Regions from separate parts of the Homo sapiens genome. Here region 1 is linked to region 2. Evidence: chromatin loops called from intact Hi-C (ENCODE). Cell type or tissue: endothelial cell of umbilical vein. All regions are shown on one strand. Links, peaks and the distances in the headings refer to the core of each region. The heading gives the core; the rest is flanking DNA.

Region 1 (16,844 bases), core at 5,350-13,349, 220 kb after region 2:
GGTGTAAAGGTGACATGCAGCATATCACCGAAGCAAATGTGTTCTTCCACAATCAGTCCCAAATCTGGATGGCCTCAGACCTGGAGTGCCCAGTTATCTCAGAGCCCTGTCTGCTCCCCTGGGAGGCCCCCACTCTTCACTCCAGTCAGGCTGGACTCCCTGTTCCCTCTCTATTTTATGAGGCACAGGTGTCTTCTCCAGGAACCAGCAATCTCTATTCTAAGAATCTATCCCAAACATACATTTCAAAAAGACAAAAAGGCAGAAGAACAAGATCATTCCTAGAAGAACAATTTGTAACAGGACAAGACTATAAATAAGACAAATGTCCACTAAAAGGGGATTGATTGAATAAGGTGCATCTACATCTTAGAGTACAATGCACATATACCAAGCAAGGAGGACTCTCTTTCTCTACTGCCATGTAATGATTTTCAGGATATACTATTAAGTGAAAGAAGCAAGGCACAGAAAAATGTGTGGAGCTGTTGCTGTTCAATATGGTAGGCACTGACCACGTGTAGTTATTTAAACAAGGTATTTTAGATATATTTTATTTTAGATAAAACTAAAAATTTAGGTCCTCAGTTACATTCACCACGTTTCACATATTCAATACCACAGGTAGCTAGTGGCTACTGTGTTTGACAGTGTAGACACAGAATATGTTCACCTCTACAGAAATTCTATTGGACTCCACTAATGTAGAATATGCCACCTATGAAATAGGAGAAGTCTAATACAAATATTACATTTGGTTATAATATTATAAATTTGAATCTTAAAACAAAAATTGATCAATAGTCTGGGCAACATAGCAAGACGGCCTCTCTACTAAAAATTAAAAAGAAAAACATAGCTGGGTGTGGTGATGCATGCCTGTGGTCCCAGTTACTGCAGAGGCTGAAATGGAAGAATTACTTGAGCCTGGGGAGTGGAGAGGCTGCAGTGAGCTGTGATTGTGCCACTGCATTCTGGACTGGGTGACAGAATGAGACCCTGTCTCAAAAAAAATTGATCAAAATGACTGCATGTAAGGGATGGAGGAACAGCCCAGGATGGAAGACAATCATGTGTATTCCCTTAAAAGCATAATACATATTTGCTGGATCCATGCACAGAAAAGGACAAGAAACAAGGACCAATCTAATAGCAATGAGCAACGCTAGTCTCCAGATTGAATTTACTAAAAACATTTCCCATTAAAAGGAATCAGGTTATTTGGAGAAGTGCTTTATTCCAGGTGTGGGTAGGAATTGTAGCTGACGATGCTGGGCCCAACTAACATACCAGAAGACATGTCAAAAAGACCAGAAGCCAAACTAGAGGGGCTCCCACTTCACGAAGATAAAACTATTTGAAGGTCAAATAAAATAATGCAATAGAGTCAATCAAGACAAACATAGAAGTATCTAGATCTAATGAAAATACTCTAAAATAAAAACAAACAAATTATATTTAATGCTCACATTTGTAGGATCCTAGGGAAACATCTCATTATTTCTTCTCATGGGAACACAAACATCTGGTTGAAGGAAGCAAGTATCTCTGTAATATGCCTTAAGTTCAAAGTTTCAGAGAAAGAAAGTATTCTGCATTTTGAAGTATTTCATTGTCTCATACAAGCTACTCAACATCACGCTTCTGAGCACACCCAAATCCAGCTTCCCAGGTTGTGGGTGGGGGCAGTGTGCAAGATAGGCATGACTGGGAAATCACCTGGCGAGCTCAGAGATAGATAGCACCAGGGATGCAAGGTTTGGTGTTTGCCCAGAGGCTGCTTCTGGGCTACTTGCTATGTTAATATATTTATAGAAAAATTCTGGACCTGTCCTGTAGTCACCTGTGCACAGGTCCTCAGGTCATGCATTAGCCAGCCACAGCAACCAGCATTTCAGCCACCTGCTGCCTCCCTGAGGGACAAAAATCTTAGCATTACTGGCATACCTTTGACACACAATTATCCATTCTTTCATTTGCCAATTACTAAATGTGTATATGATATATATATATAACCTTTAAATTCAAATTTTGGAAAAGGGTTTTCTACATTCCTCATTTCCCTTTGATTGCTTATCCCACTGTACTATATCTTCTGCCCATATGATTGCAATGAATGTCCTCTCACCAAGGTCATAATCATCTACCTTTTCTCATTATATCTAGCTTTTCATATAAATATATTAATATACAAAATATTCATTTTAGTAACCTCCCAAAGTACGCATGCTTGCGCAGACTGCTTCTTTCACCTAACAACAGAGCTTTGACAGTCTCCCAGGCTTTGGAGCATGATGTACTGGACACACATCTAAGCTCTCCCTCTCCCTAACTGTGTGGTCTCAGGCAAAGTCTTTATTCACTCTGTACTTCAGATTTTCATCTACGAAATGGGAATTAGTAACAGTTTCTACCTTGTAAGGGTGCTCTGAAAATTGAATGACTCAATGCCTAAAAAGGACTTGGCAAATAATATGTTTTAGCTATTTTAATTTCTTTTCTTCTGTCTTTACTGGCCATTAGTATCTCTACTATCCCTATGGTATAGACTCATGTTTATTCATAATCAATAAACTTTGAGGTATGTTCTCAGTGAAACAAGCAAGTTATGATATTAAATGTAGGATGAACCTTATCTTTTGAAGATAAGTATATAAATGCATACATTTCTGAATAAATTTATAAGTACCTGCATAAGAAAACTTCTGAAATATTACACAGATGAAAACATTAGGATGTTTATTTCAACATTCTTGATCTATAAATGTGAAAAAGAAGTGGCTGTAGACCTTGGTGGGTTTCATTTCAGTGGTGGGGTGGGGGAACAAAGCGCCATTAGATGAGCAATGAGGACTGAGGTGGAGGAATGTGAGTTGAGTATTGAGAATTCTTCATAGAACTTTGGTTACAATGGAGAGAATATATGTAAAGAGAACCGTAACTGTGGATGTAGAGAGGGGTCCAGGGTATTAAATTATGTTTTAAAATTATCAATGATAAGAGACCCTTTCAGGTTGAATATTAAGAGGAAGGGGCCATCTCTTTTTAGATCTACAAACTGAATTCACCACGCCCCTATTTCCACACTTTACTTCCTTGTTTCTATTCTGGGGAAGCCTAAAACTTCACAAAAGGGATCGTGTAGAGTTTGGCCTTAATGTCTATTAACTGCAAGGATGGATGGATGGATGGATGGATGGATGGATGGATGGATGGATGGATGCAAGATGTGTCAAACAGCTGCTGGTAATTTATGGTATTTTATCTCTCAGGACAGAGTTCTCACACAAGTGACTGAATCTGTGGCATTGGTGGCTGAGAGCAGGCAATTTTTCAGGTCTCTGCAAGATGGGAGCACCCAGCTTCAGTGTTCAGAAGCAGATTTAGGCCGACTTCCGTACCTTACATCCTGGAGGGATCCACCCTGACTTGAGCAGGTGAGGTCACAGACAGGCTTGCTTTCCACAATGGGGAAAAGATTACAGCCTGCTCAGAAGCGTGTTGTGGTCCAGCTCCTGTGTCATTCAAAAAGACTCCATAAAGTGCAGATCCAGATCCTCTCCAAACTTGAACTCAACCAATGTCATGGAGAGACATTCTTAATCCCCTTCTATGAAAACAGTGTCATTAGAAGCACCCAGAGGCCACACACACACCCTGGAAATGTAATGCCAGCAGTAGCTCTAGAACCTGCAGACTCAAGTGCCTGTTGCTCATTGTTTTTAGGCTACATGTGAAAATGGACCATTTTGCAATAAAAACATAATGCAATGATGATTATTAGAGCATTTTGTATACTAGGGATTTTTTTAAGTTATCTGAACATCAAATTAAATATAATGACAATGAAAGAATTTCCACCTGTCATATCATCAAAGTATAAAAAGAAACCATTCAGGATTCCAGTAAGGTGGGCACATGCAGGGAAGTCTACCCTGTTTCATATTGGTGGTGGGGATGTCATTTAGTACAACCTCTTTCCAGGTTGATTTGGTAATTTCTATTAAAGACTCTATGCATCCCCGATCTGCATGTGTTTAGGGCCTGCTCCTTCAAGTATTCATCCTCAGCATGACCCCTGTCCCTCTGAGAGTGCATATTCTTCCTGATACAGGAACTGTCTGCGGACTCCAGTTTCTAAAGCAATGGCCCAGACACACTCCCTTGTCTACAGAGTAGGAAATTTAGGTCTGACAAGGCTGTCTTTCAGAAGAGAGACAGAACTGGGAGCTTGGCTTCAGAGCTGAAGATACAGATTTCAGTAGTGGCCTGGGTCAGCAGGAAAGCAAGATTTGCTTGGTTATGGTGTGATGTGCAGCTCAGCGTCACAGTCTGCATGGGGGCATATAGGGTGCCGGTCCCTGCTTTTCCACTTAGTGGTAGGATGCTCCCCAGCCAGGTTGCTTAACCTGCAAACATCACTGTTTCTTAAGCTACAGGATGGTACAGAGATTATATCCTCTACCTCCCAGGAATGTTGTGGGAAATTCATGAGATAGAAAAGTACCAGAGTTCAGGAAGGGTGAGTCCCCAAGGCTCCCTGAGGCCAGAGGTACTGCCCTTCTGCGGGACTTTATGTTACAATCAACCTATGACAATGCACAAATAAATGGTCATTCAATTACAAAAGAGTACAAGGACTTATATTTACTCAGTTCATCCAATATCAATTATAATAACCCACAGTGTAAACTGGAAAGTAACTACATGGAAATCACTTCTCCTTCCTTCCCATCTAAGGTCTCAGAAGTGCTTTCCCAGATGTGATCTCATTAACCTCTATATCGATCTGAGAGGTGTTAACCAAAACTGGCCAGCACAGGGGAAATTACTCACCTAAGGCCTTATAATGGGCCTGGCCCCCCGTGTTCTATTGCATTGTTTTTCTGCAAAGCCTAATCTTGCAGGGTTACATTATACATATTTTTCTTTCTTTTTCTTTTCGTTTTACCAAAAGATAAAAATATATACTTTTTTATTGTTAAGAAACATTTTCATAAATAAGTACTTATTTCATTCCTTACTGAAATGGCTTTTTTCTTACTGACCCATTGAAACCATGTTGGCTATGTTCAACATAACTAGAGATATCTTTGGCGTTTTCCTCCCTTAGCTTCATATCTTGTAGAACATCTTGTACAAAAAAGTAGATTTACAGAAAAACATACATATAAATCACTTATTAATCTCCAAATGTAGTAAAATAACATAGCAAAAACTTTATCAAATCCATTTCGTGCACAAACTGGACAGATCTGTTACGTATAATCTCTATATGCATCTGCAGTGTTTTATAAATTGGTGCTTTGACATCAAAAAGGAGGTTTACAAAAAGTCCCCTCTAGTAATATCAATGACTCGGAATGATCTCACTATCATTGCATCTCAAATTCCCTTGAATTTATACTCATCACTGTCATATCACCATTCTTACAAAAGCGGTTATTTTAAGGAAAAAGATGCAGTGTGATTATGATATAAGTAACATTCAAAATTTCATGTTATCAAGAGTTAAGCAGAGTACTAATTTCCCCTTTATAAACACATGCACATCCACGTAGAAATTCAAAGTCAAACTGCGTAAAGTGCTTTTATTGACAGAAGGCATCACACACATTCCCAAGCAGCATTGTTCCCATGAGAAACTGAAAACGTATTTCTTTGAATCTAGAATGCATCTTCCCTCTTCCAGGTGTAACCATTCAGAGTTTTTCCTGGAGCGATTCCAGCTTGTTTCCTTTTGGTGCCTTCCTTAAGAAATTTTGCAGCTGTTTCTGGTGCAGTTTTTGGGTGGGCTCTGGGGTGGGCAGACGATCTTCACTTTGCAGAGGCTGCTCCTTTTGTGAGTGGAGCTGGTGGTGAGGGAGTAGGAGAGGCCTCGCATCATCCTGGCATTCAGGCCCTTAGCCATGGAGAAGGACTTGAGGTGGCTTCTTAAGGCAATGGGGAGCGGGAGCTTGTCCACCAGATGCACAGGTGTGCAGGACACGATGGTGCGGCAGCAGAGGTCTTGCAAGCTCAGTACCTTGCTCGGCCTCCCGAGCCAGTTCAACCTGTGCCGCAGCAGCACTATCCTGGCCAGCTCCGTGAAAGACTCTATGATGTTGAAATTGCACAGAGGGCTGACCTCAAAGAAGGTCACGCCCAGGCGCTCGGCGTAGGCCTGGGCCTGCTCCCTGGGCACCTGCCTCTTGAATGCCAGATGTAGGCGATTCCCCACCAGGATTTTAGGGACACCAGGGGCATGTTCCTCAATCTTCTTAATCCATCGATCCATACCCTCGAAAGACCAGCGGTTTGCAATGTCGTAGACCAGGATCACTCCTTGTGCACCACGAGAGTAGGAGCGGAATATGGTACAAAATCTTCCCTGCCCCGACGTATCCCAGAGCTTCAGCTTCACCCGCTGGCCGTCCAGCAGGATGGTGGTCGTCTTGTAGTCGATTCCCCCCAGGTGACTGTACGGGGACTCGGCCGTGCCGTCCTGCAGGCTCTCCAGGATCTCACTCTTGCCTACGTCCCTGTCGCCCACCAGCAGGAACTTGAGCAGGAAGTCGTAGGCCTGGTCGGGGCTGCCCGGGGCGCTCATCGTGCTGGCCCCGCCCCCCGCCTGGGCCAGACCAGCAAGGTTGTGCGCAGAGGCGGTGCCGGGCCTATTTTTCTTGAGAAATTAGCATAGAACATAAAAAATGGGATGGGGAAGTCTACGAAATAAAGTGAAATGAGGTGGTGGCTTTGATGGTTTTCTTTTACAAACCCTGGGAAACCGGTTCAGCGATTGTTTTCCTTTTTCTTACCCAGCACAGAGTAGTGACACAGCAGTTAATTCATCATGGAAACCTATACATTTCCCTTAAAACTTTCATGTGATCGTTATGGAACCATGCCTTTTGGATTATGTCAAAGGAATCTCCTTTAAAGGAAGGACGGGTATGAGATAGGAAGCAGACTAAGATGTGTTGAGTACCGTATGTACCCTACGCTGTGTATGACGCTTAAAATAATTTGTTCTTTTACTTCTCAGAACAATTGTCTTTGGTAGCTATGATTGTTTTCATTTTACAAATGAGAAAAGGCAAACTCAGAAATGTTACGTAATTTTTAAAAATCTTGCCGTTAGTATAGAGATCACAGAAATCACAATCCTGAGCCAGTGCTCTCCTTATATAATGCCCCACACATCCTTTCTACTCTGTGGCCATGCCGGGTTTAGGAGTAAGTGTGAACTGTCTGTGCATGTGATCCTTGACAAGCCACGCATGTTTGCATGGGCACTAACACATTTTTTGCTGCAGGGGGACATCTCCCATAAATATAAGAGCCAAGATCTCAGAAGAAACATCTAGGATATGGATTTTTCTAGAGTGTCTCATAAATAATATTCAGCCAAGAAAGATGTGTTGAAATAACGCATGCATAGATCAATGAAGGGTTTTAGATTTAACACACGTACAGATCCTATAACAAAACAGCAAAACTGACAAAATATATAAATGGTTCATGGATGATGAAATGCAAATGGCCAATAATCATAAGAAAATGCATTCTAGCTCACTAATATATAAGGAATGCAAATGCAACTATCTAAATATACTTTTATCACCTATCGTTTGACAAAATTTCAATGTAGAAAAAACTGAATAAGAATTTTTTTTTAATTTGCAAAAGAAAAAGGTAAAAGTGGCTCTGTGTGTGTCTGTGTATGGGGGCAGGATGAGGGACCAAATACATCAAGGAAATGGAAACACACTTCTCAGTTATAAATGCATTTAAATATTGTAACTACAACAGGTATAAAGATGGTTAAAGGAATGAGAATGCTCAGACACATATAAGGGAGTTTAAATTATTGAAATCAAGCCCCAAGGGATAGATGTGTAAGCATGTAATGGATGAAACATTTTTCACATGTACAAAATAGCCAGGTAAGAGGTTATTTGCTACAGTATTGCTGAAATCTTTTTAAAAAGGAAAAAATGAGAAGCATTCTAAATACTCATCAATACAGAACAAACAATAACAAAGTTGTCTCCCTAATTTACACAAACTCCCCTAAAGACATCGCCATGATCTGAATGGTGGAATCTGACCATTTCTTAAGCCTTGGAAGTGCATCTTCTAAAAGGGAGGTGCTCTCAGGGTCCTCTAGGGAGGGTGAGGGATAGAACCTCATTCCAATCCTGCCACTTACCTCAAGAGGCGACTTAGGTTCTGTGAGCCTGAGCTTGGTCATCTGTGAAATGGGACTGACTATACCATCCTCACGGAGTTATTCCCAGGCATAAATGGGAAAACCTGTCCAGGGTATATGGCATGGAATGGGAGGCTTCAATGGCCCTTTAAATATTGAGACATAGCAGTAGGGGTTAGCTGAACCTCAAGGCCAAGGCAGGCATCGTGAAAAATCATTACTCATTGTTTCTCCTAATGAAAACACAGACATCCATATAAAGAAGGCAAATCTCCCTGATACACCTTGATTTCAGAGTTTTAGAGATGGAGTTCTCTACATTCTTGTGTGTTTCATAATCTCACGAAAACTGTTCAACATCATGCCTCCGAGAAGACACAAAACCAGTTCCCCATGCTGGTAAGAAAAAAACTGATCGGTGTAAATGTAAAAACATATGCTCCAGGGCATCCACAAAATGAAACACCAGGTAGCAGTGACGGGGCTGTAGAAAGGTGACGGAGAGAGGTCGGAGGCACTGGAGCAGCATCTGGGGAACTGTGTCTATAGTGTCCTGGAGAGGGGAAGACTGAAAGAGAGTGTGAGAAGGTCTGAGAAGCCTGTACAGGGATAGAGTTATGGAGAGTGAATGCCTTGCTCTCTGGAGGGACCCCTCCTCCCCCGCCCCCGCCCCCGCCCCCTCCGACAGTGTGGACACTTCAACCTACACTGAGAAGGGAAGAGATGATAAATCAGTGAATGCGATGTAGATTTAGGGGTCAACAGCAAATGGACCTGCTTTAATATACATGTGAATTTTCCAAACAGAACTGGAATCAAAGTAAACAAGTCATTTTGAAACATGTTACTCTGCAAAATGTACAAAAACAGAGATAGCTCTGATGCCTCCTAGTGGCCAGAGACAGAAACGCAGCTCTGATAATCTCAAACCAGGGACTCAGGAAGAGGGAGGCATGGAGGTTGGAGGTTAGCTCCAATGTATCAGCCACAGTTTTCTGGAATTATTCACCTAATGGTAGCAATTTCCATGTATCCATCATGTTCCAGAATATATGAAACTGATATTGGTTCCAATCCCCGCTGGAACTAAAGTTGCATCCATGATTTTGTATTTGGGGTGGTAGAGCTAGAGGACACACCCACACAAACACCCACACACACACACAAAACCTCTGTCAATTGGACTTGTTATTTACTTCTTTCACAATAAAATAGAATATAAGGAATGCTTTTTCAAATTAATGGACATTATGTACACCTTAACTTTGACAATTTGTTCCAAAGTATTTTGTGTGTTCAAATTTTCATCAGAATACTTTTATTCCCAAATACCAGTTTTTGAACAGTACACAAGAGCATATTGATAAATCAAAATTAACCTGAGCTCTCACTGGTCAACTCCCACTCCTTAACCCCAAGGGGTCTGCTGTTCCTAGGATGGTGCATACTCTCCAGACATGTCCCTGAAGGTGAGGTACACATCAACACGTTCACCTACACACACACATTGTCTTCTCCAAAAGTGCAATCATGGTACTTATCTTTTGCATCTTGTCATTATAAATTCTCAAGATTTTAAAATATTTGCATTTTATTAGTTCTTGTGGGGTTGGCGTATTTTAGTATGTTTATTGTTCATGTACATTTCATTTAAATTCTCTGTTGAAATAGTTGCCATTTTGTTACTATGTTTCACAAATCATGGATACTAACCCAATTAAACTTCAAAATTTGACTTTAAAATTACACAGATCTTAAATTTCAAAGAAAAAACATTGAAAAACACCTGGGGAGCAGGTACTGCCAGCCTGGAGGGAGATTAGAGCATTCAGGGCCCTGGAGGAATGAAGAGAAATGATAAAAGTCTAGAGTATTACAGAGTTTGTGCTTATCAGGAAACAACAAAGTTGTCTCCCTGATTTACGTAAACTCCTCTAAAGGCAGCAGCCTAATTTGAATAATGGTGATAATGACCTTGGGTAGCAGTTAAGATTAAAGGAGATGAGGTGTAAAGTGCATTTGCTTACAGTAATTCAGTGCATGTTTCTTTCCTTCTCTGCAGCTCACCTGTCCCAAGGCCAACACCTGAGCTTCTGCCTGAGCCCACTTGCCACTTTAAGGATCAGCCCTCTCATGTGGCCCTACAACCAGATCTCATGGCACAAAGCACAGGATTTCACTTCCCCTGTCATCTTCAGAGGAGTTGTTGAGTGGGAACCCATGGGACTACAATAGCAGGGGAGTGGAATCTGACCATTTCTCAAACCCTGGAAAGCCATCTTCTAAAAGGGGGTGCTCAGGGTCCTCTAGGGAAGGTGAGGGATGGAACCTCATTCCAATCCTGCCACTTACTTGGAAAAGTGATTTAGGCTCTGTGAGCCTGAGCTTGGTTAGCTGTGAAATGGGATTGACTATACCAACCTTACAGAGCAGTCCTGAGGGGTAAATGAGAAAATCTGTTGAGAATATACAGCAGGGAGTGGCCTTTAAGTATTGGTACACAGCATGAGGGGCTGGCTGAGCCTCAAGGCTAAGGTAGTCATCATGAAAAAATCACTTCTCATTGTTTCGCCTAATGACAACACAAACATCGTGAAGAAAGAAGCAATCTCTCTCTGAAATGCCTTAAGTTCAAAGTTTTAGAGACCAAAGGTCTCTGCATTCTTAGGTGCTTGAAAGTTCCTAAGAGCTATTCAACATCATGCCTCTGAGCAGACCCAAATCCACTTCCCCATAGTGGTAGGACAGGAGCGTTTGTGAACTCACCTGGTGAGCTCCACGACAGATCACATCAGGGACACAAGGAGTGGCAATTATCTAATGAGTGCTCCAGCACTGCTCAGTATTTTAATATGTTTATAGGAATCCTGTAGACCGGTTCTGCAGTAAACAGTGCAAGGTTCCCAGATCACACATTATCCAGCTACATTACAAGAGGATTTCAGCTATCCGCTGCCTCCTTGAGAGGCAAAAATCTAGGAATTACAAGAATTTCTATAACAGACAATTTTCTATTCTTTCATTAGGTAATAACTGAAAGTGTATTGAGCTTTAAAAGCATACTAGTCTACTGGAGGTGTCTCATTAACTAAAGTGGAAAGAGGGTAAGAATTCAAATGAATATATGGGTAACTTCATGGTTCACATTTGAGAGGAGATGGTTTCTTCAAATTAACTTTAAACTTTCTCAAACTCCAAAGAATTGAAAATTCTTTTTTGTTTTAAAAATCCTTTTTTGTTCCTCATCACCTGATACAGTTCGAATATATGTCCCTGCCAAATTTCATGTTGAATTATAATCCCCAGTGTTGGAGGTTGGGCCTGGTGTGAGGTGTTTGGGTCATGGGGGCAGATCTCTCAAGGCTTGGTACTGTCCTCATGATAGTGAGTCTCCTGAGATCTGGTTAAGTGTGTGGCACCCCCCCGCCCCCCCACCGCTCCCACCGCCACTTTCTCTCTCCTGCTTTCACCATGTGACATACATACTTCAGCTTCACGTTCCATCATGAGTAAAAGCTCCCTGAGGCCTTCTCAGAAGCTAAACAGATGTTGGTGCCATGTTTGTAAGCCTGCAGAACCATGAGCCAATTAAACATCTATTCTTTATAAATTACCCAGTCTTAGGCATTTCTTTATAGCAATGCAAGAATGGCCTAATACATCATCAATTCAATTCAGCCACAGGATATCTTTCTTTTCTCCTCTCCCCTCTTCTCTCTCCCCTCCTCTCCCTTTCCTTTCCCCTCCCCCTCCCCTCCCTCTCTCCCTCTTTGACTCTGTCTTTTCCTTCTCCTTCAAAAAATTTTCTAATTTTCTACATTCTCTATTAACATTATTTCCCATTTACTCTTTATCCCACTGCGCTGTGGCTTCTGTCCCCAGGATTGCAATGAACATGATCTCGCCAAGGTTACAATCCCCTTTTTGGTCACTAGGTTCAGTTTTTTGTTTACATATATAACCATACTGAGTATTGCTTTCAATGAACTCATAAAATATGCATGCTTGTCCAGTCGTTTCTTTAAATTTAACACAAATCTGTGACAGGCTCTGGAGCATGAGGTACTGGACACAAATCCAAGCTGTCCCACTCCCTAACTATGCAGTATCAAGCAAAGTCTTTATTCTCTCTGTCATTCAGTTTTTCATCTATAAAATAAGGATTAGTCACAGTATCTACCTTGTAAAACAGCTGTGAGCACTGACTGACTCAATACATTAAAAGCATACAGTTCATAAGAAATGTTAGTCATTTTAAATTCTTTTTACATATCTTACTGGCATTAGTATCACTGTAGACATGAAAAGTAGGATATCAGCCAATGAATAGTTTCCTAGGGCCACCATAACAAATTATCACGAACTTTGCACATTTAAACAACAGAATTTCATTATCTCATGGTTCAGAAGTATAAAACCAAAGCCCAAAGTACAAAACCAAGGTGTAGGCAGGACCACACTGCCTCCAAAAGCTTTAGGGGAGAATCCTTTCTTAGCTCTTCCAGCTCCTCCTTTATTTGGCTTGAGGCAGCATAACTCCAATCTCTACTTCAATCTTCACATGGCCTTCTTCCTTGCATGTGTCAAATCTCCCTCTGCTTTCTTTTATATAGACACCAGTCATTGGAGTTAGGCATCAACCTACATTCAGGATATTTACTTCTGGAGATCTTTCACTTAATTATATCTACATAGACCCTATTTCCAAATAAAGTTTGGGTGGGTTAGGTTTGGGACATGTTTTGAGGGGGACATAATTCTACCCACTACAGTTAAACACGCAAGTTACACTACAAATGTTAGATAAGGTAGCTTTTATATGTTAATATATAAATGCTGTATGCATATTTAATCTAGGTTTTTATCCTCTGTGTATGAAGTACTCTTAAACAACAGAGATAGGTCAATTATATCAAGAGACAATGCAATAAAAACCAATATTAATCTCCCCAAAACACTTGTAGACACACACACACAAAATGAAAAAGAATCAGATTTGGACAATCAACAAAGTCATAAATTATAATGTAGTATATGGTTCCATTGTGAAAAAATATATATATCTATCTCTCTCTACATGGGTTTATATGTATGTGTGTGTGGCTAAAAATAAGTTAGTGTACTACATGGAGAGAAAAAAGATCTGGAGAATAGATACGAATAAATTAATACAGGCCATCTTTGTATTATGGAGATGGAGAAGATTTAGACAGAATATTTTTAATTTCTAATATACATTTCAATTATGTTTCATATGGCTTAAACAATAAAAAAAGTTAATAATGTGACAAAGTCATTAAGATAATGTTTTGTAAATCAGGAAAATCTGTGACCCTAGTCACAAAATGATAGTGTAGAAATACATTTATTGACTAAGAATCACATTCATATGCTGTGGTATAAAAATAGTATATTAAAAAGATTTATTTAATAAATCAGTATATTTGCCTTGGAGGGAGATAGAGGATATTTGTTTTATAAATTTGCAATTCCCTAGTGTTTTAAATGTGGAAATTTCATTGTTCAAAATGTTAAAAACAAAAAACACTGTAATTGTGACCTGATTATATTTATGATGCCCACATATTCATTGCTCTGGAAACATGCATATAGAAAATTCCAGAAAGCTTTGTTCTCTACAATTCTATACAATAGAATACATGTGCCTCCCTTACTCCACTCAAATCTCCTACCCCTTTCCAAGCTCTTGGTTGACTTTAATTTCTGCAATTCTGACTCTGGGCACCAGGTGAGAGCATTCTGTATTTCTTCCAATGAAAAGGCATAATTTGTATAAACAGAAACAAAATTTTCCTCAAAGTAGATAATGAAACAATAAGTACAGCATGACCACAACTCTCTTTGAAAAATTCATGTTTACAAAAAGATGGACAGGTCATATACATAGTTTTGTTTCCTTGCATACTCCTATGTCTACATCTAATTAGTTTATTAAATAGGTTTTGGGTGTCTACTTCAGAGGTTCAAACATCTTATGATGAAATGCTACTGGAAATTTTATAATGGATGGATCAGGGTGACAACACTGAAATACAGTGATCAATTTCAAGCTTACAGGAGGAGAGACAACCAGACCCAATGAACCTACTAATTTGACACTTTAGTAATAAAGGACACCACTTCTGAGGTACTCTTGCTGAATAAGCTGAATTTGATCAAACTTCTAAATCTAATTACCAATTTAAAAGAAATAAGAGAGGCTAGAGGAAATTAATAAACAACACAATAAGAATCCAATCAGCAAAATCCATAATGCACCCTCCAAAGGATGAAAGATCCAGTTTTCTAAGCAAATAAATAGAAAGGTTTTTTTTTTTAAACAACAGATAGCTTTTAAGAGACAACACTTCAAGGAGAGTTAAAGAGAAAGTAAAATTAAAATCACAAGGAGATACTATCACATGTCTACCAGAAAGAGAAAAATGAAAAAGATAGAAAATACCAAGTGTTGGTGAGGATGTGGAGCAGTAGAAGTCTCAACATTGCTAGTGGGAATATAGATTGGAACAACCACTTTGAACAACTGTTTGACAGTATCCACTGAGCTGAAGATACACATGTCATATGACTCAGAAATGCCACTCTTTGGTGCATCCCTAGGAGAAATGGCCTCACCCATCAAAGGAAATCAGACCAGCCCTGCCTTTCAACCAGTTGAAGGATAGAAACCAGAATAAATGTGATTTCCATGTGTAAAAGCACTCGGAGTTCCTGAAAGGGAATAGAATTAACTGTAGAAGTCCAAGGAATTATTTCAACAGCCAGGTTGTCTAAGGAAAACTTAACTGTGATGATTATTACCTTTTTAAAAATAATTATACTTTTGTTTTTACATTATCTTGTTTGTTTTTCTTAAATAAATATCATCTGGTACATGGAAGAAAGGCTACTGAAGGATAGTTATCACTCAAAGACATATGGTCCTGTCTACCATCAACCACCATTGGCTGACATGGTTTGGCAAATGTCTTTTCCTCTTTTCTAAGTATACTGGTTAGGAGTGTTGGCTGTGGAGACAGACTAGGGCCCAACCCTGCTTCTTAAATTTGTGGGACTTTGAATACATTTGCTTCAGCTTGCAGTAGCTCAAATGCTTCATCTGTAAAACAAGGATAATAGAGTACTGACCTAAGAAGACAAAATATTTTTAAACAAATATTGCCTTGCCATTTTGGTCAGGAATCCCATAATTTTAAAAATTCTACTGCGGAGATATCAGCATAACTGGCTCTCTGTGACCTTGTGAGAGTAACAGAATTACTCTATACTTCAGTTGTCTTTAAGGTACAATGGGGAAAACAATTATCCCCACCTCATGGGTTGTTGTTTTGAGAATTACTTGAGTTGAGGCACAAAAGCCCTTAGAACAGTGGTTGGCACATAGTAAACTGCTCATTAAATGTGAGTTTGCATGTTGAGATTTTTCAAGTTCTAAAAGTTTGACAGTTTGCACGTGTCTTCAATAAAGTTTAATACAACAGAATCTTAATCATCAACTGATGCATTTTAAAATAACTTCTTTTCACTACAACCACGTTTGGATGACCTAATTACCTTGAGAATATCTCAAGAGCAAATGGAAGGACTGCTCTCAGAAAACGGTGTCATTTCTCCACATGGCTATACAAAAAACTGAGGGGTCATCCTTGACTGTGCCTTATCCCCATGCACCCTACACGCACAGCCACTTCAAGTTCTGCCTGCTGTACCTCCAAACACGCCCTGTCCAGGTTCACTCCTCCCTACCTGCACACAGCTGCAGCCCTGGTCCCATCCACCTGTGCCTCTTCCCTGGACTTCTGCAATATTTTCCTAATGGTTATCCCCACTCCCTATCTTGTCCCTTTCCAGTCCATTCCCCACACAGCAGTCAGAGTCGCCTTCTGACAACAGGAATCGCAATCAACGGCACATTTACAAATTGTAATTCACCTGAATCTCTCACTAGCCCTACTCCAACCTCTGACCCAAGGGATCTGTTGTCCTAAGGATGTTGCATACTCTTCAGATGTGTCCCTGTAGGTGAGGTGCACATGAATACATTCACCCGATTCACATAGTCTTCTCCAAAAGTACAATCACAGTCCTCATCTTCTGTTGCAATTTTTTTCCACTTTATATAAATTCTCAGGATTTTTAAGTATTTGCATTTTATTAGTACTTTTGGTTTTGGCATATTTAACAAGATTATTGTTCATGTTTATTTTATGTAAATTTTCTGTTGAAATGAATTACCAATATCTTTGTCATTAGTGTGTGTTACAAATTACGGATACTAATCCTATATATGGTACAGTTTGCAAATACTTTCTCCAATGTTTTAAGATAATTCTTAATTTTATTACTATCGAAATTGATTTTCAATTTCAAAAATATTATGACTTAAAAACTTTACAGATCATTTTTTTTTTTAAGAAAAATTTGAATGCTCCCATTGGAATGGCAGCCCCCAGGGAAATTAGATCATTCAGGGACCAGGAGGCATGAAGACAAAATGAGGAAAACTTTAGAATAACTAAAAACTAGTTGCTGATAGGGATTTTATCTCCTCTATCATCTTCATCACCTTGAGAGGTTGAAGAGTGAGCACCTCACCTCTGGGGCCACAATAGCAAGAGAGTGGAATATGACC
Region 2 (16,844 bases), core at 5,596-13,595:
GAATGTATACAAGTATTAGGAAAAAACATGGGTGAATTCCTCTATCATGAGGAAGTGAAGAACACTTTCACAACTATGACTCAAAATCCAGGTGTATTAAGGAAAAAAGATTGATACATTTAACAACATTAAAATAAAAACAGCAACACTGTGTGACAAAAAACATGGTATACAACTAAAAGACATCTAAAATATTCCCAACTAATATTTCTAAGAAAGTGTTGCTATCCATTCTATATAAAAGCTTGTAAATATAAAGCCACTAAAAAACAACAACCCTATCAAAGACTTGTAAGAAACATAAACAGTTAACGGAAGAAAATGCAAAGAAACTCAAACTTGGTTCTAGTAAGAGAGATATAGTTAAAACTACACTAAGTATCATTCTTCACCTATTAGATTGTCAAATATTCATAGGTTTGTTAATTCACTTAGTTCATGAGGGAGTGAAAAAAAGCATGTGTTTTTGTACATTGCTCACAGGGATGGAAAATGGTATGATCAAAGTAGAAGGCTTAATACTGGCCCCCAAAGATATAAGGTCTTACTGCTTGAAGACTGATGATATTACTTATAGGAAAAGGATCTTGGCAAATGGGATAACGTTAAGAATCTTGAAATGGAGAGATTATACTCGACTATCCAGATGGTCCCTAAATGCAATACCAAATGTTCTTATAAGAAAGAGGCAGTGGCGGGGCACGATGGCTCACATCTGTAATTCCAGCACTTTGGGAGGCTGAGGCGGGCAGATTACGAGGTGAAGAAATTGAGACCATCCTGGCCAACATGGTGAAACCCCATCTCTACTAAAACACAAAAACTTAGCTGGGCGTGGTGGCGTGTGCTTGTAGTCTCAGCTACTCGGGAGGCTGAGGCAGCGGAATCGCTTGAACCCGGGAGGCGGAGGTTGCAGTGAGCTGAAATCGTGCCACTGCACTCCAGGCTGGAGACAGAGCAAAACTCCGTCTGACAAAAAAGAAGCAGGGCTGGGCGCGGTGGCTCATGCCTGTAATCCCAGCACTTTGGGAGGCCGAGGTGGGTGGATCACGAGGTCAGAAGATAGAGACCATCCTGGCCAACCTGGTGAAACCCCGTCTCTACTAAAATACAAAAAATTAGCCGGGCATGGCGCCTGTAGTCCCAGCTACTCGGGAGGCTGAGGCAGGAAAATTGCTTGAACACGGGACGCGGAGGCTGAAGTGAGCTGAGATTGCGCCACTGCACTCCAGCCTGGCAACAGAGTGAGAGAGACAGAGAGAAAGAGAGAAAGAGAGGAGGGAGGGAGAGAAGGGAGGGAGGGAGGGAGGGAAAGAAAGAAAAAGAAAGAAAGAAAGAGAGAAAGAGAAAGAAAGAGAAAAAGAAAGAAAGAGAGAGAGAAAAAGAAAAAGAAAGAAAGAAAGAGGCAGGATAATTGACACAGACAGGACAGTAGAAGGCAGTAAGGCAGTGTGACCAAGGATGCAGAGATTGGACCAATGAAACCACAAACCAAGGAATGCTGGAAAACCAGAAACTAGAAAAGGCAAGAAATTGATTATTTCTTAGAGCCTCTGGAAAAAGGATGGTCCTGCTGATACCTTAGTCTTGGCCCAGTGAAACTGATTTTGAACTCTGGCCTCCAGAACTGTGACAATAAATTTCAGCTGTTTATAGACACTAATTTTGTGGTGATTTGTTACAGTAGCCATAGAAAATTAACACAACCACTATGGATGGGAATTTGCTAATATCTAGCAAAATGCCCTGTGGCACTATTTGAAGAACAAAAGAATGGAAACAACGTAAATACTCATCATTGTAGGGTGCATGAAATACTATCATATAACCACACAAAGGTGGACACTAAGTTAGATGTAAAGAAAACTGATGAAAATCTCCATATAGTGCTTTGGATATAGAGTAATTTAAAAAAAAAGCAACATTCATAAAGATGTGAGTAGCATGGTACTTTTTAATGTAAGAAGGGGGGAATGCAAAAATATATACTTTTTTTTACTTGTATTAAGAATAAAGAAAAGGACTTCTGTTTGGGGGATGAGATGAAATAGATACACTTCTCAGTACTATTTCTGCTGAGCATGGCTAAAATCCCTCAATATTATAAGTAAAATAAACATAAGACTCTGAAAGGCTACCTCTAGACAAAGAACCAGAAAAGGGGACATATAGTAAGAAAGCAAGCTTTTAGACTCTAACTGCCCTATTTTAGCAAAGAACAATGGAATAAAACACAGCTCCACCCCTACAATGCCAGCAGACTGAGTGGAGAGCATGGATTCCACACTTATCAGATTGTAAACAGACACCCATCTCCACCCTTTGGGGTGATACCAGAGAAGACTATGTGGAGAACAAGTACTTTCATCCTCACCTGGTAGAAATGAATAACCCCCAATGGTGTCAGTGGACACCATGCAGGGAACTTGACTTGCACCCACACCCAATGATAATGAGATGCCCCTTCTCTTCTTTTCTGGGCTGGAGTCACCAGAAGTTGAGTGGGAAGGTGAAACGTTTATGACCATCCAGTAATACGGGGCTTTCTTATCTTCACAGGGTCAGTGGAAGCTACATGGAGAGCAGTTACAATGTGTCTTCCCCCTCCTGCCAGGGTGGTGTCAGTGGAGGCCTGGCAGGGAGTGAAATTTCACCTCTGCTAAGCAGTAAGAAGGAGCCACTTCCCTTCCAGTCTCACACCTGCCCCCTCCACATTGTTAGTGGAGGCTGAGTGGGGAACCTAGACTTTTATCTCCACCCAGCAGTAATAAGCTCTCCCCATTCCCCTCCACACACACCATGGTGTCAATGGAGGCCACATGGGAAATAGGAAGGAGGCGTGCTGCTCTTCTTAGCCAGAGTAGTGTAGATGGAGACCTAGTGAGAAGCCTGAAACCCATCTCTCCCAAGCAGTAATAAGGCACCACTTCCCCTCCCACCCTCCAGCCCCTGTGTCAAAGAGGTTTGAGTAGCGAATCTGGGTTTTCTTTTTTTTTTTTTTTGAGACGGAGTCTCGCTGTCGCCCAGGCTGGAGTGCAGTGGCGCCATCTCGACTCACTGCAAGCTCCGCCACCCGGGTTCACGCCATTCTCCTGCCTCAGCCTCCCGAGTAGCTGGGACTACAGGCGCCCGCCACCTCGCCCGGCTAATTTTTTGTATTTTTAGTAGAGACGGGGTTTCACCATGTTAGCCAGGATGGCCTCGATCTCCTGACCTTGTGATCCGCCCGCCTCGGCCTCCCAAAGTGCTGGGATTACAGGCGTGAGCCACCGCGCCTGGCCGAATCTGGGTTTTCATTTAAATAACATCCAGAGTTTCATAACGTGATACCAAAAATATTTAGGAAATAATTTAAAAATCTGTCTTTAACTGAGAATCTGGAAAATCTAAAATTGAGAAAGAAAATACAATCAATGGATACCAACACCAAAATGACATAGATGTTGGAATTATCCTATGTGGACTTTAAAAGCAGTCATCATGAAAATGCTTCAATGAAAAAAATAAGATGTTCCAAACTGTGCTAACACCACAAATCGAATGCTGGAAACCAATGAAAATATTGAAAATCTTAACAAATAAATAGAAGATATATAGGAGAACCAAATGGAACTTTAGAACCAGAAAATACAATAACTGAAGTAAAACTCAGTGGACCGGGTGTGCTTGGCATGCAACTGTAATCCTGGCTACTCAGGAGGCTAAGGCTTGAGATTCATTTGAGCCAAGGACTTCAAGACCATCCTGGGCAACATAGCGAGACCCCATCTCTAAAATAAAATAAACACTCAATGGATGGATGCAACAGCATAATGGAGAGGAAAGAGAAAAGAATCAGGGAACTTGAATACAGAGCAACAGAAATTAACCATTTTGAAAAGAGAGGATACACTAAAAATACAGAACAAAGCCTCAAGAACTTGTGGGACTATGACAAAAGATATAATATTTGTGTCACTTTTGTGTTGGAAGGAGAAGAGAAAGAGTGCATGAGCAAAAAATTATTTGAGGAAATAATGGCTGAAGACCTTCAAATTTAGCAAAAGACGTAAACTGAGAGGTACAAATCTGAGCATATCCCAAAAAGGATTATCCCAAAGAAATCCACGAAAAGACACATCATTATCAAACTTTAGAAAACTAAACACAAAGATAAAATCCTAAAATCAGGAAGAGAGAAATAATGCATTGCCTATAATTAAAAAATATAGCAAATTTCTCATCAGAAACCATGGAGAACAGAAAGGAGTGGCACATCATTTTTCAAGTGCTTAAAGAACTGTTAACCTCAAATTATGTATTCAAGTAAATTATCCTTCAGAAATTGAGGATATACAGATATTCCAAATGAAGGAAAAACAATTTTTAACCAGCAGACATACTCTAAAAGAATGGCTTTAGCCAGAAAGGAATTGATAAAAGAAGTGCTCTTGGAACATAAGAACAAAAAGATGGGTAAATACAATAGCTCTTCCTCCTCCTCTTGAGATTTCTAAATTCTGTTTGATGGTTTAAGTAAAAAGTATAACACCATCTGATTAGTTCTCAATATATGTAGAAGAAATATTGAAGACTATACTACTGTAAGTGGCTGATGACAAGGAGACTTTATTGGCCTTGGCATTGGAAACAGCTGGGCATACACAAACTTGCCACTGTTCAGCATACCTATTACTCAAGAATATATGAAACAATGAATGAATGAGAAGTATACTGGGATGGGGCACACAGTTTTCCCATGCTCTAAATAAACAGGATCTGAACATCACTCCCTTGGACACTTGGTTACTTTGGCCTCAAAGATCTTTCCTCTTCCCTTAAAAAATATCTCTATTGGAAAGTAACACTTTCCAGATGTTCCAAATTGTGCTAACGCCACCAATCAAATTTTGTCAGATCCACTTCCTGGGTATTAAATGCTTCTTCCCTCAAGTCAAAGGACTCAAGACAGCCCAGGAATCATCTCCTGCATCTTCATTACTCTTTACCTTGAGAAAGTTGACAGAGACATGAATTTAGAGAGAAATGAAAGGAGTATTGTGGGCCCACCTGGTAAATCACTGAAGGCATCCAAAAAGGATAGAGAGTGATAGGGCCAATTTTGCATGTGGGAACATGTGCAGACAACATGATTGAAATCCAGTAACAAATCGTTACATCCCAGGGGAAATCCCATACAGAGAACACAGTTGAAAAGGTCAGGCAGTGTGTGGACAAGAGAAAAGTGCACATTTGAGTAAAGTAGAGGGAGCCCATATGCTTACAACAGCACAGTTGCCCAACCATAAAAGGCTGTTTGGTCAATACATGCAGCTTTGTTAGAGTGGGAGTATACATTTAACTCTGCAGAAATAACTGCAAAAATGCAATATCTAAAAGATAGTAAAGGTGAGTGTTAACTTGTGCCCAATCTTGTCAGAACCTTGTTGAGTTGTGATACAACACACTGAGCTGATGAAAAGAGCTGAGGCAACAGAGGGAGAGAAAAGCCTTGTGAAAAATCTCAGGGAGGATGCAGAGAGAAAGCAAATGAAAACATGGAGAGTGTGACCTTGTGGAGAGAATGTTCTGGTTAAGAATGTGACTCTAGGACTCACTGGCAGATAGGGGTCCATGGGGCTTGGGGTCAGAGAGAAATTAAAGTGGGTGGACAATTTACAGAAAGTGTGGGTGCTCAATTAGTGGTAAATCCTTCCCCTTGATATTCACTTCCCACTTTAATGAAGGTTTAGGGTGCTGACATCAATCACTTTACTATTGTCAGTGCTCCTGTTTCTTCCCTGCCCTCATGGACCAGTGAGAGGCATACAGGGCACTTCCCTTCTCACCATATTTGTGCAATTTCAGGTAAAGGTAACCTGCAGCATCCCACTGAAGCAAATGTGTTCTTCACCAGTTGGTCCCAAACCTGGATGGCCTCAGACCTAGAGTGTCTGGTCAGTTATCTCAGAGCCCTGTCTGTTCCCCTGGCCCAGTCAGTCAGGCTGGACCCCCCTCTCTTCTCTTCTCCAACTACCCCCAACAAGTCCTGCCCATTGTACCAGGCCTAGCCCCTCTTTGAGGAGTCTCTGATTATTCCATTGAGGCCTCCCTGTTCTTGTATAATAAGGTGGTTTTACAGAGGTCGCCATAAGTTCCACAAGGACCTGGACTTTATGCAATGATTACCACGACCTCTCCATCCCCTGGGCCACTGGAGGTGTGAAGAGTGATGGATGCTCATTGAACAACTGTGTGACAGTTCAAGTCAAGGCAAAGAGAAGAAACTCACCCTGGATGGTTCAGGGACTGGGTCCCAGGAACAATTCTTAACTCTTCCTCCAGTGTCCCTCCCTGCACACTCACCATCAGTAACCTCTTTCTGAAGCTCCAATAAGGCCCCAGAGCCCCAGGTCATGTACACACCTGATGTAAACACAGAAGGCCCCAACAGAGTACAGGAAAAACACAATTATTCAATGGAAAAGGAGTGAGGACCTTCTCCACCCCAACTCCATTGGAGTGCATAGACCAGAGATAGCACTGAATTTCCTACATAATATAGCTGAGTGTGGTTCCCTTCTTACATTCCCAAATACACATCAAACTGTAATGATGCTATTGCGGTTAAGAGATATCATCCCTGTTAAATATGGCTGGAATGGTGTTACGGACTGAAGGATATTAACATACACAAAACTATTGTATGAAAGTGTTTTATATTAAACCTCATTTGATCATAACAACTCCATTCAAGACCAATTATTATCCCCATTACTCAGATAAGGAAACTGGAGCTAAAAGCTAAGTAACACAACCTAGGGAAACAGCCTTTTAAATTATTGTTCCAGAACTCAAAGCTTAAGATTACAAAAAGATTACGCTTTTCCACCCTCTGTCCTGTGAGCTGACATTTGATATACCTTATTATTTTATTTATTTATTTATTTGTGTTTTTTTTTTCTTTTCTGAGACAGGGTCTCACTCTGTCACCTAGGCTGGAGTGCAGTGGTGCAATCACAGCTCACTGCACCCTCAAACTCCTGGGCTCAAGTGATCCTCCCACCTCAGCCTCATGAGTAGCAGCTACCACCACACCTGGCCATGTTTTTAATTTTTGTTTGTTTGTTTGTTTTGTTTTGTTTCTCACTATGTTGCCAGGGTTGGTATCAAACTCCCCATCTCCTGGCTTCAAGTGATCCTCCCACCTTGACCGCTCAAAGTGCTGGGATTACAAGCATGAGCCACCATGCCTGGCCTATTTTTTATTTCTTATTTTTTTCTTTTATTTCCTTTTCCCACATGTTCTAAAGACATATCTTTTTTTTTCTTTTCTTTTTTTTTTTTTGAGATGGAGTCTCGCTGTGTCACCCAGGATGGAGTGCAGTGGCGCAATCTCGGCTCACTGCAAGCTCCGCCCCCTGTGTTCACACCATTCTCCTGCCTCAGCCTCCCGAGTAGCTGGGATTACAGGCACCCGCCACCATGCCTGGCTAATTTTTTTGTAGAGACGGGGTTTCACCGTGTTAGCCAATATGGTCTTCATCTCCTGACCTCTTGATCCGCCCGCCTCGGCCTCCCAAAGTGTTGGGATTACAGGCGTGAGCCAACACACCCGGCCTAAAGACATATCTTAAAGCAATATTATTAAGTTGTCCTTTTTAAAACAATGTGCCAAAGTATTTTTTAAATTCCAAAAAACATTATAAAGTGTAAAATGCCATCCACATAGCAAAAATTAAAAATCAAAAGGCATGTGACTGTGTGTATGCCACTGCACTCCAGCTTGGGTGACAGAGTGAGACTCCATCTAAAAAAAAAAAAAAAAAAAAAAAAGAGCATGTGAAAAGTTAGTAAAATTGTAACTTATACTCAGATATAGGGTTTGTATGCTATATGTGTGATATACTCTTAGACATAAAGCAATACAAATCTCCAATAAACACCTGGAAATATGCCAAACCGAACAAATTAAAATAAATGAAAATGAATCATAATTATGTGAAACAGATAAGTTATAAAAATAAAACATAAGATATGATTGCATTTTGCAAAAGAATATATATCAACATGAGTGTATAGGTATGTGTATGATTACAAGAGAAAAATTCTGGAAAATAGGCCTATATAAATTAACAGAGACTACATTTTTACAATAATGGGCAGAAGGTGGGGCAGAAGGGGAAAACAGAATAATTTCTAAATATGCATTTCTATATCGTTTCATACTTATTAAACAATGAAAAGTCATAATTGGTAATCTGACAAGGTTATGAGATAAAGTTTTGTAAAACAGGAAAATCTGCAAACCAAGCCACAAAGTGACAGGGTAGAGATACATTTATTGACTAAAAAGTATGCAAATATTGCTCCACAGAATAGCACATTAAAAAAATTTCTTTGACAATAATTCAATGTGTGTATGTTGGTTTGAGATAAAGGATACTTTCATTTAAATTTGCATTTCTGTAAGATTTAAAATATAGAAGTTTTATTGAATAAAAGGTTAGAAATATAAAAACTTTGGAATGATTACAAATACGATGCTCATATATTTACTGCTTTGTAAATATATTCTCGATATATGTTTTATGAGTAAAGAAGCAGATCACAACAATTTGGCAGTATTTCTGTGTGTGAGTGTCTGTATTGCACAATTATTCACACACCAACTCGTGAAGCTTTCTGTTTGGTTCAATAGGGACCGAACTTTCAGGCCTAGAGTTTGAAGATCCCAGGATGGGCACAGATATAGAAGAATTGCTGCCAGTGTGAGGAATATTCCAGAAAGCTTTGTTCTGTACAATGGAATTCATTCACCTCCCTCACTCCCCAAATCCTCAACCCCTTGCCAAGTCCTCTGGTTGACTTTCACTCCTGCAATTCTGACTCTGAGCACAAGGTGGCATTGTTATCCATTTTCTAAGGTTTTTCCCCCCAGTGAAAAGACATATTTGTAATAAACAGAAACAAAATATTTTCTTCAAAGTACATTATGAAACAATAAGTACACAGTGATTCCAACTCTCCTTGAAAAATGCATGTATATAAAAATATTTAGGAGATACATACTTAGTTTCTTTTTCTGCTTACTCCTGTATCTACATCTCACTAACTTTTTAATATGTATTGGATGTCTACTATGTGGCAGATGCTATCAGTCCAATTCTATATCTGCATCCCAGACCTCCCTCTCTTGATATCTAGACCTGCACCACAGGGAGCAAGATGAATGTTAGTGCCCACCCCATGGTGGGGTGAGGTATGGCATCAAACACACCATTCCAAGCAAGTTTAGTTGAAGTTTCCCCCTGAGTCTTAGAAAGTCAGCATAGAAACAGGAAATGATGTGATTGAGTGGAGATAAGTTACTGCCTTGGAAAACTGAGGCAACTTGTAAAGCAAATATTTATTCTCTTGCGTAGTGCCAACAGGCTAATGCCTTCTCCTGACAGGATCTCTCTAACAGCATGAAGGATGAGGCAACCCTTGTATGGTTTCATCTTTGTTCTTCTCACGGGTGGGATGTAGAGATTTTACTTTTATCATTATTTCTTTGTTAGTTCTGAGTGTGTGTCTGCCTTATCCCTAGGAAGGGAGTCCTTCCCATTTACTTATGCAAAAAGCCCATCTGTGATGATGTGGAGTTTCTGCTTCATTTAATACTTCCTGTCCCAGTTAAGGGGGCTTGCCCATGCTTGGCTTCTTGTCATTCAGGACTTATTTCAAATGCCCATTTCCTGAGAAAGAGCTTCACTGACATCCCCACCTGTGATAATCTCTGTCCTGGTCATTTTATACTATATTTGCATGTGTATTTTCTTCAAAGCATTCATCTCCATATGAAATCACCCTGCTTATTGATTTGTTTACCTGCTTATTGCCAGTTTTCCCAGATTAAAATGAAAGCTCCATATTTTGTTACCTGTTTTGTTTTGTACCTGTTTTGTTCCCTGTGCCATATCCTCAGTTCCTAGTTTAGTGGCTCACATATAAATCACTGGATAAGTATTAAGTGAAGGAATTGTTACCTATTTTACACACTGCAATAGAGAACTATTTAAAGCTGAGTGTGACTGGCAGAAAAAAATGACAACAAAATTAAATATCAGAAGATTTAAAATTTTGAGAAGTATTTGTTGCAAATCTATAGCAGTGCTTTTCAAACTTGGATGAGAATGAAAACCAGTTGACAAAATCACTCAAAATGTAGACACCTCCTACCTCACCTTCCTTGTTTTGGTTTATCACATCCAGGATAGGCCTAGAATCTGCAGTTTTTACAAGTACTTTCTGATGATTTTGATGAAGTGGTGCATGAATCACACTTGGAAACATTCTGACCTAAACAACTGACATTTGTATACTATTAATTTAATGTCTATCATGCAGAATTCTGGAATATATGGAGTGTCTCTGTTAATGTAATTACTTGAAAGTGTACTGGTCTTTCCCTCCCACATAAGACCACGGATTGTCTTCCCAAATGGGATAACAATATTCTACAATATTCTTTGGTGGCCAGAAGGACTGGTTATATAGACAAGGCTGTGCATTAAAGGTAACTTTTTATTCTTATGCTTTAATGTCTGGGACCTTGTTGACACTGAAGAGACTGTCACTCCCAGGGCTAACCAATTCCTATATGTAGCAAAGCACTGGATTATGCCTTTCATATGGAAACCAACAAATCCAGAGTCCACATCCCTTCCATGTCTTCTCACACTCACAATCAACACCACTACTTCCCTGCTTAATCAACCAAGGGCCAGGTACCAGACAACTTGGGACAACCCCTGTGTCCCAAAGCCCGCTGAAAATGTTCAAACCAGCCAACACTAAGACTGGCTACCCTACCTTGCCCATTTCTCCTGACAGAAACCACAATAAAGAATCTTGGCTTGTCCAATGGTAGTGGGTTATCAGAACTTATTAACATTAATGTCATTAAAGTTGGTATCCACCCCTCACTGCTAAATTTGACAGTGTAAAAGCATTTTAATGTAAATGCTTACTGCTATAAACTTCTTGTTTAGTACATCTTTTGCTGCATCCCGTAAGGTTTGGTATATTGTGCTTTCATTTTCATTTGTCTCAAGGTATTTTCTGGGAGGTTGAGTAGGCTGAAGAGGAGGAGCAAGAGGAGGGGTTGGTTTTGCTGACTCTGGGGTGGAAGAGGTGATAGAAAAAAATTCACGTATAAGTAGACCTGTGCAGTTCAAACTCATGTTGTTCAACTGCTGCAGCCACTATGTAAAACAGTATAGAGGTTCCTCAAAAAATTTTAAATAGAATTATCATATGATCCAGCAATTCCACTTCTGGATATATATCCAAAAGAATTGAAAACAGAGTCTTGAAGAGATATTACATGGCCACGTTTATTGCAGCATTGTTCACAGTAGTCAAGAGGTGGAAGCAAGTTAATTGTCCATCAGTGAATGAATAAGTAAAGAAAATGTACATAGAAATACAATTCAGTATTAAAAAAAGAAGAAAATCCTGTCATATACTATAATATGGATCAACCTTGAGGACATTATGCTAAGTGAAAAAAGGCTGTCACAAAAAGACAAATAGTGCGTTAGTCCAAATATATGATGTAACTAAAGTAGCTAAACTATTAGAAACACAAGTAGAATAGTGATTGCTGGGGGCTTAGGGAAGTTGTGAAAAGGGAAATTTTTGTTCAATGAGTATAGAGCTTCAACAGATAATACATTTCCAGAGATCTATTGCACAACAATGTGCATATAGTTAACTCTATTGCACAAGTGCATATAGTTAACACTATTGCACTGTGTGCTTAGAAATGGTTAAGATGGTAAATTTTATTTTGTTTGTTTTTATCACAAAAATCAGTGAGACAGTCCAATAAATAAATGGGCAAAACTGTGAAAAGACACTCCAAGAAAGAAGATATACAAATGTCAAATAAGCACATGAAAAGATGCTCAACACAATTATTCATCAGGGAAATGCAAAGAAAACTATAAGAGGCCACTACACTTTCTTAAGAATGGCCAAAATTTAAAAGACTAACCATATCAAATGTTGGTAAGGTCATGGAGGATGGGACTCTCATATACTGCTGGTGGTTATGAAAAATGGTTTAACCACTTTGGAAAATAGTTTGGCAGTTTCTTTCTCTTCCTTCCTTCCTTCCTTCCTTCCTTCCTTCCTTCCTTCCTTCCTTCCTTCTTTCTTTCTTTCCTTCTTCTTCTTTTTTTTTTTTTTTGGAGTCTCCCTCTGGCGCCCAGGCTGGAGTGCAGAGTGGCGCAATCTCGGCTCACTGCAACCTCAGCCTCCCGGGTTCAAGTGATTCTCCTGCCTCAGCCTCCTGAGTAGCTGGGACTACACATGCGCGCCACCATGCCCAGCTAATTGCTAAGTGCTAAGATTACAGGCATGAGCCACCACGTCCAGCCAGCAGTTTCTTAGGATGTTAATTTTACATCTATCATATAATCCAGCTTAGCACTCTTACATATTTACTTACCATAGAGAAAGAAAGCACATGTCTATGGTAAGACTTATACACAAATCTTCATAGCAGCTTTATTTACAAGAGCCACAAATTGAAAATAAGCCAAAATTTTCCCAACAGTTGAATAGATAAATTGTAGTGTACTCATATACTAGAATACTATTTGGCCATTAAAAACAATAAAATTGGTTGGGCCCAGTGGCTCATGCCTGTAATCCCAGCACTTTGGGAGGCCGAGGCAGGCGGATCACATAAGGTCAGGAGTTTGAGACCAGCCTGACCAACATGGAGAAACCCCATCTCTACTAAAAATACAAAATTAGCCAGGCATGGTGGCGCTTGCCTGTAATCCCAGCTACTCGGGAGGCTGAGGCAGGAGAATCACTTGAACCCAGGAGGCGGAGGCTGCAGTGAGCTGAGATCACACCATTGCACTCCAGCCCAGGCAACAAGAGTGAAACTCTGTCTCAATAAATAAATAAATAAATAAATAAATAAACAAATAAATAAAATTTTGATACATGCAACAATATTGATAAATCTAAAATTAAATAAGTGGAAGGAAAGAAGTGAGGCCAATAAAAAATACAACCTTCATGTTTCCATTAAATAAAATTCCAGGAAATGAAAAATAATCTATAGTAATAGAAGATCGGTGGTTGCCTAAGGACAGGACAGGGAGGGAGGATGATGGGAGCCTATGAGTACAAAACCACAACCTATGAGTACAACAACCACAGAGTTCTGAGTTTTCACCTGTGTTATCACTATTCCAGCAATCCTATGGGTGAGCATTTTTATCCCAATTTTAGAGGGGGACGCTAGGCTCAGGGAGAGTCATTACCTGTCTCATCCTCCCACATCCTGTCTGTATATGGAAAGTAGCTCCAGGACACTGGTGTAGGACACCACACTCACTGGGGACAGGAGAGTCCTATATCTCCCTGCCACACCTCACCAGACAGCCAGGGCAACTTGTCCCAAAGTGGAAAGGAGGTGACTTGCATCTGGGATCACTTCATCTCACCACACCCCAGGGAGGTTCATCTCCCACCGTGGGGCACCCACACCCTCATCTGAGTCCCAAACTCCTGAAGTTGGGCTCCTGCTCTTCTAACTAGACAACAATGATCTTTATTAAAAAGTCTTCACAGTCACCACAATGATCTCAAGTTTCTTTCTTTCTCTCCTTCCTTCCTTCCTTCCATCCTTCCTTCCTTCCTTCTCTCCCTCTCTTTCTTTTTTCTTTCTTTCTTTTCCTTCCTTCCTTGCTTCCTTCCTTCCTTTCTCTCTCTCTTTCCCTTTCTTTCTTTCTTTCTTTCTTTCTTTCTTTCTTTCTTTCTTTCTTTCTTTCTCTCTCTCTCTCTCTTTCTCTCTCTCTCTCTTTCTTTCTTTCTTTCTCTCTCTCTCTCTTTCTTTCTTTCTTTCCTGTCCATTCTTGCACTGCTACAAAGAAAAACTAGGTAACATTAATATATAAAGAAAACAGGTTTAATTGGCTCACAGTTCTGCAGGCTGTACAGGAAGCACAGCTGCTTCTTGGGAGGCCTCAGGGAACTTACAATCATGGCAGAAGGAGAAGCAGGCATGTCTTACCTGGCAAGAGAAAGAAGAAGAGAGACTTGAGGGGAGGAGGTACTACTGCAGGGGAGGAGGTTGTACTTTTAAACAACCAGATCTTATGAGAACTCACCCGCTATACAGTACCAAGGGAGAAAATGGTGCCAAATCATTCATGAAGGATCCACCTCCATGATCAAATCACCTCCCACCAGGCCCCTCTTCCAACAATGGGGATTGCAATTGCACATGAGATTTGGCTGGGGACACAGACCCAAACCATATCACTTTCTCACTTTCTCACTTTTTCTTTTTCTTTCTTTCTTTCTTTCTTTCTTTCTTTCTTTCTTTCTTTCTTTCTTTCTTTCTTTCTTTCTTTCCTTCTCTCTCTCTTTTTTCTCTTTCTTTCTTCCTCTTTCTTTCTTTCTCTCTCTTTCCTTCTTTCTTTCTTTCTCTCTTTTTCTTCTTTCTTTCTTCCTCTATCTTTCTTTCTCTTTCTTTCTTTCTCTCTCTTTCCTTCTTTCTTTTTTTCTTTCTCTCTTTCTCTTTCTTCTTTCTTTCTTCTCTCTCTCACAGGGTCTGGCTTTGTCACCCAGGCTGGAAGTGCAGTGGTACAATCATGACTCACCAGAGCCTTGGCAATCTTCCTGCTTTAGCCTCCCAAAGTGCTGTAATTACAGGCATGAGTCACCATGCCCAGCCATGAGGTCAAGTTTCTATGGCAACCACCATGGGCAGGCTGGTCCTGCACAGTGCCTCAGCTCAGCCCACTGCTTCTGTGCCTTTCTCTAAAAGCAAAACACCTTCATTCTTCAGACTGCCATGTAAGAAGGCTTACTAGTTAAAAGAACTAGGCTAGGACACAGACAACAGGCAGAACTTTGTCCAGGTGGTTGGAACAAAGCATGTCCCTGTTTTCAGGGGCTTTATTTGCTTTAAAAGTGACAGAGCAGTAGTATTATCAGTACACAGAGATTCAAGGAGATATCCTAGAGTTCTTGCAGATAATCTAGCCCACTGGCAGTGGACCTGTACTTCCTACAGAGTTACACCAGGAGACTCGTCTTGTCTGCTTGTCTCTCTTCCTGTGATGTTATAATTGATCACTGGGTTCGGGTGCTGTCAGCCTGAATCATCCATTATAAAATTTCCCATGTGCTTTTCACCTCATGTGTTTTTGCATTCTTTGAAGATTGTTGCCAGAACTGCATTTTATTAAAGTTTGCACAAAGGTGATGTAGTAATTCTACGTTTTTTTCTTTATTCATTAGTTGTAATTCTTTGGCTGGGCACAGTGGCTCACATCTGTAATTCCAATATTTTGGGAGGCTGAGGCAGGAGGACCACTTGACCCCAGGAGTTGGAGACCAGCCTGGGCAATATAGTGAGACCCCATCTTTGTCTAAAAATAATAATAATAGGCTGGGGGCAGTGGCTCATACCTGCAATCCCAGCACTTCAGGAGGCTGAGAAAAGAGGATTGCTTGAGGCCAGGAGTTCAAGATCAGCCTGGGCATCATAGTGAGACTTTGTCTCCAGAAAAAATTAAAATAAATAAAAATTAGCCAGGAATAGTGGTGCATGCCTGTGGTCCCAGCTACTTGGGAGGCTGAGGTGGAAGGATAGCTTAAGCCTAGGATGTCAAAGCTGCAATGAGCCATGATAACGCCACTGCACTCTAGCCTGGGTGAGAGAATGAGACCCTGTCTCAATAATAATAATAATAATTTTAAAAAGAAGAAACTGTAATTACTTTTTAAAATAAACTTTCTTTTATTAATGACAACTATTAGGTTATGCTGGGAATGGCATGCACCGGAAGGGAAGGATGAATGCTTTAATTCTTTTGCAGTATATTTCCACTTTTCAAGATAATGAGTTATTTTCCTAGAAACCTGCATAGGTGAGCAGTTAGCTTGTTTTCTGTATTTTTCTTTCAGATTGTCATCAGAAGTTCATAGACATTTATGTATTTGATGTGCTATAATCCATTGCAGTCATTTTTTTCTTGGCCAAATTGTTCTCTGTTTGGCCAGTAGGAGCCCCTTCAGGTTGGCTTCTAAGTATTTTTTGACATGCTTTCTGGTATGATAGTTTGTTCCAGAATTATCTGTAACAAAGCCTACGCTGGACCTGGAATCATATGTCTCTCTAAGGAAGCTCAGTTCTTTTTAGCAGGAAATGATTTTAGAGGAATCAATCTGCGTAACAGGGTTTCTCATTGCTGCTGACTTGATCATTATTTCTTACCTTTACAGTACATGGATCCTGTAAATAGGTATTATATTTTAAAAGATTATACATCATCGGGTTCCATCCTTGCTGCTCTTCATCCTTAGAGTAACTGAGTTTTTAATTGTATTTAAATTTATCAAACTTAAATTTAAATAGCCATGCGTGGCTAATGACTACTGTATTAGAAAGCAGCAGCTCTACACACGTTTTTGCACCTTGCTTTTTTTCAGTTAACAAGATATCCTAGAGATTAATTCATAGCATTATAGAGAGTGAAAGTTTATTGCTTTTTATACCTGCATAGTACAGCACTCCCTAATATAGACATACATTAGATTATTCAATCATCCTCCTATTAATGAACATTAGTCTTGCTCTTAGTTTTCTGCTGTTAAAAATTTTCTGCCAGGAATAGCCTTGTGTTTATGCCCTTTTTCATTTTTTTATTTTTTCTTTGGAATAGATTCCTGGAAAAGAGAGATCTCCTTCCAAGAGTAAATACCTATGCAATTTTACCAGATAGTATCACATCCCCTATATAGGGGTTGTTCTATCAATACAGCCACTGCATGATGGTGGGTAA

Evidence for each region. Hi-C counts contacts between places; a loop is a spot of excess contacts. Peaks named below come from ENCODE experiments on the same cell type or tissue, not always from the same donor. Only the 100,000 strongest peaks of a DNase experiment are listed, where the experiment ranks them.
Region 1: it touches region 2 in a loop (14-fold over the local background); 5 of 110 quality-filtered maps call a loop at or near these places.

What each region holds. Positions count from the first base shown.
Region 1 is chrX:102,927,064-102,943,907 of GRCh38, reverse strand. RAB40AL (RAB40A like) reads right to left here and starts at 6,636. Exons shown (of 1, transcript NM_001031834.1): 1 at 5,608-6,636. The coding sequence starts at 6,589. The coding sequence ends at 5,753. The region is part of intron 10 of LINC00630 (long intergenic non-protein coding RNA 630); the gene reads right to left. In endothelial cell of umbilical vein, for the core only: a CTCF peak has its summit at 9,104 (motif pointing left); no DNase peak of the experiment used is centred there.
Region 2 is chrX:103,150,245-103,167,088 of GRCh38, reverse strand. No RefSeq gene overlaps it. Among named protein-coding and RNA genes, the nearest start is that of BEX4, 56 kb to the left of the region's middle. In endothelial cell of umbilical vein, for the core only: a CTCF peak has its summit at 8,881 (motif pointing right); a DNase peak (open chromatin) is centred at 8,878.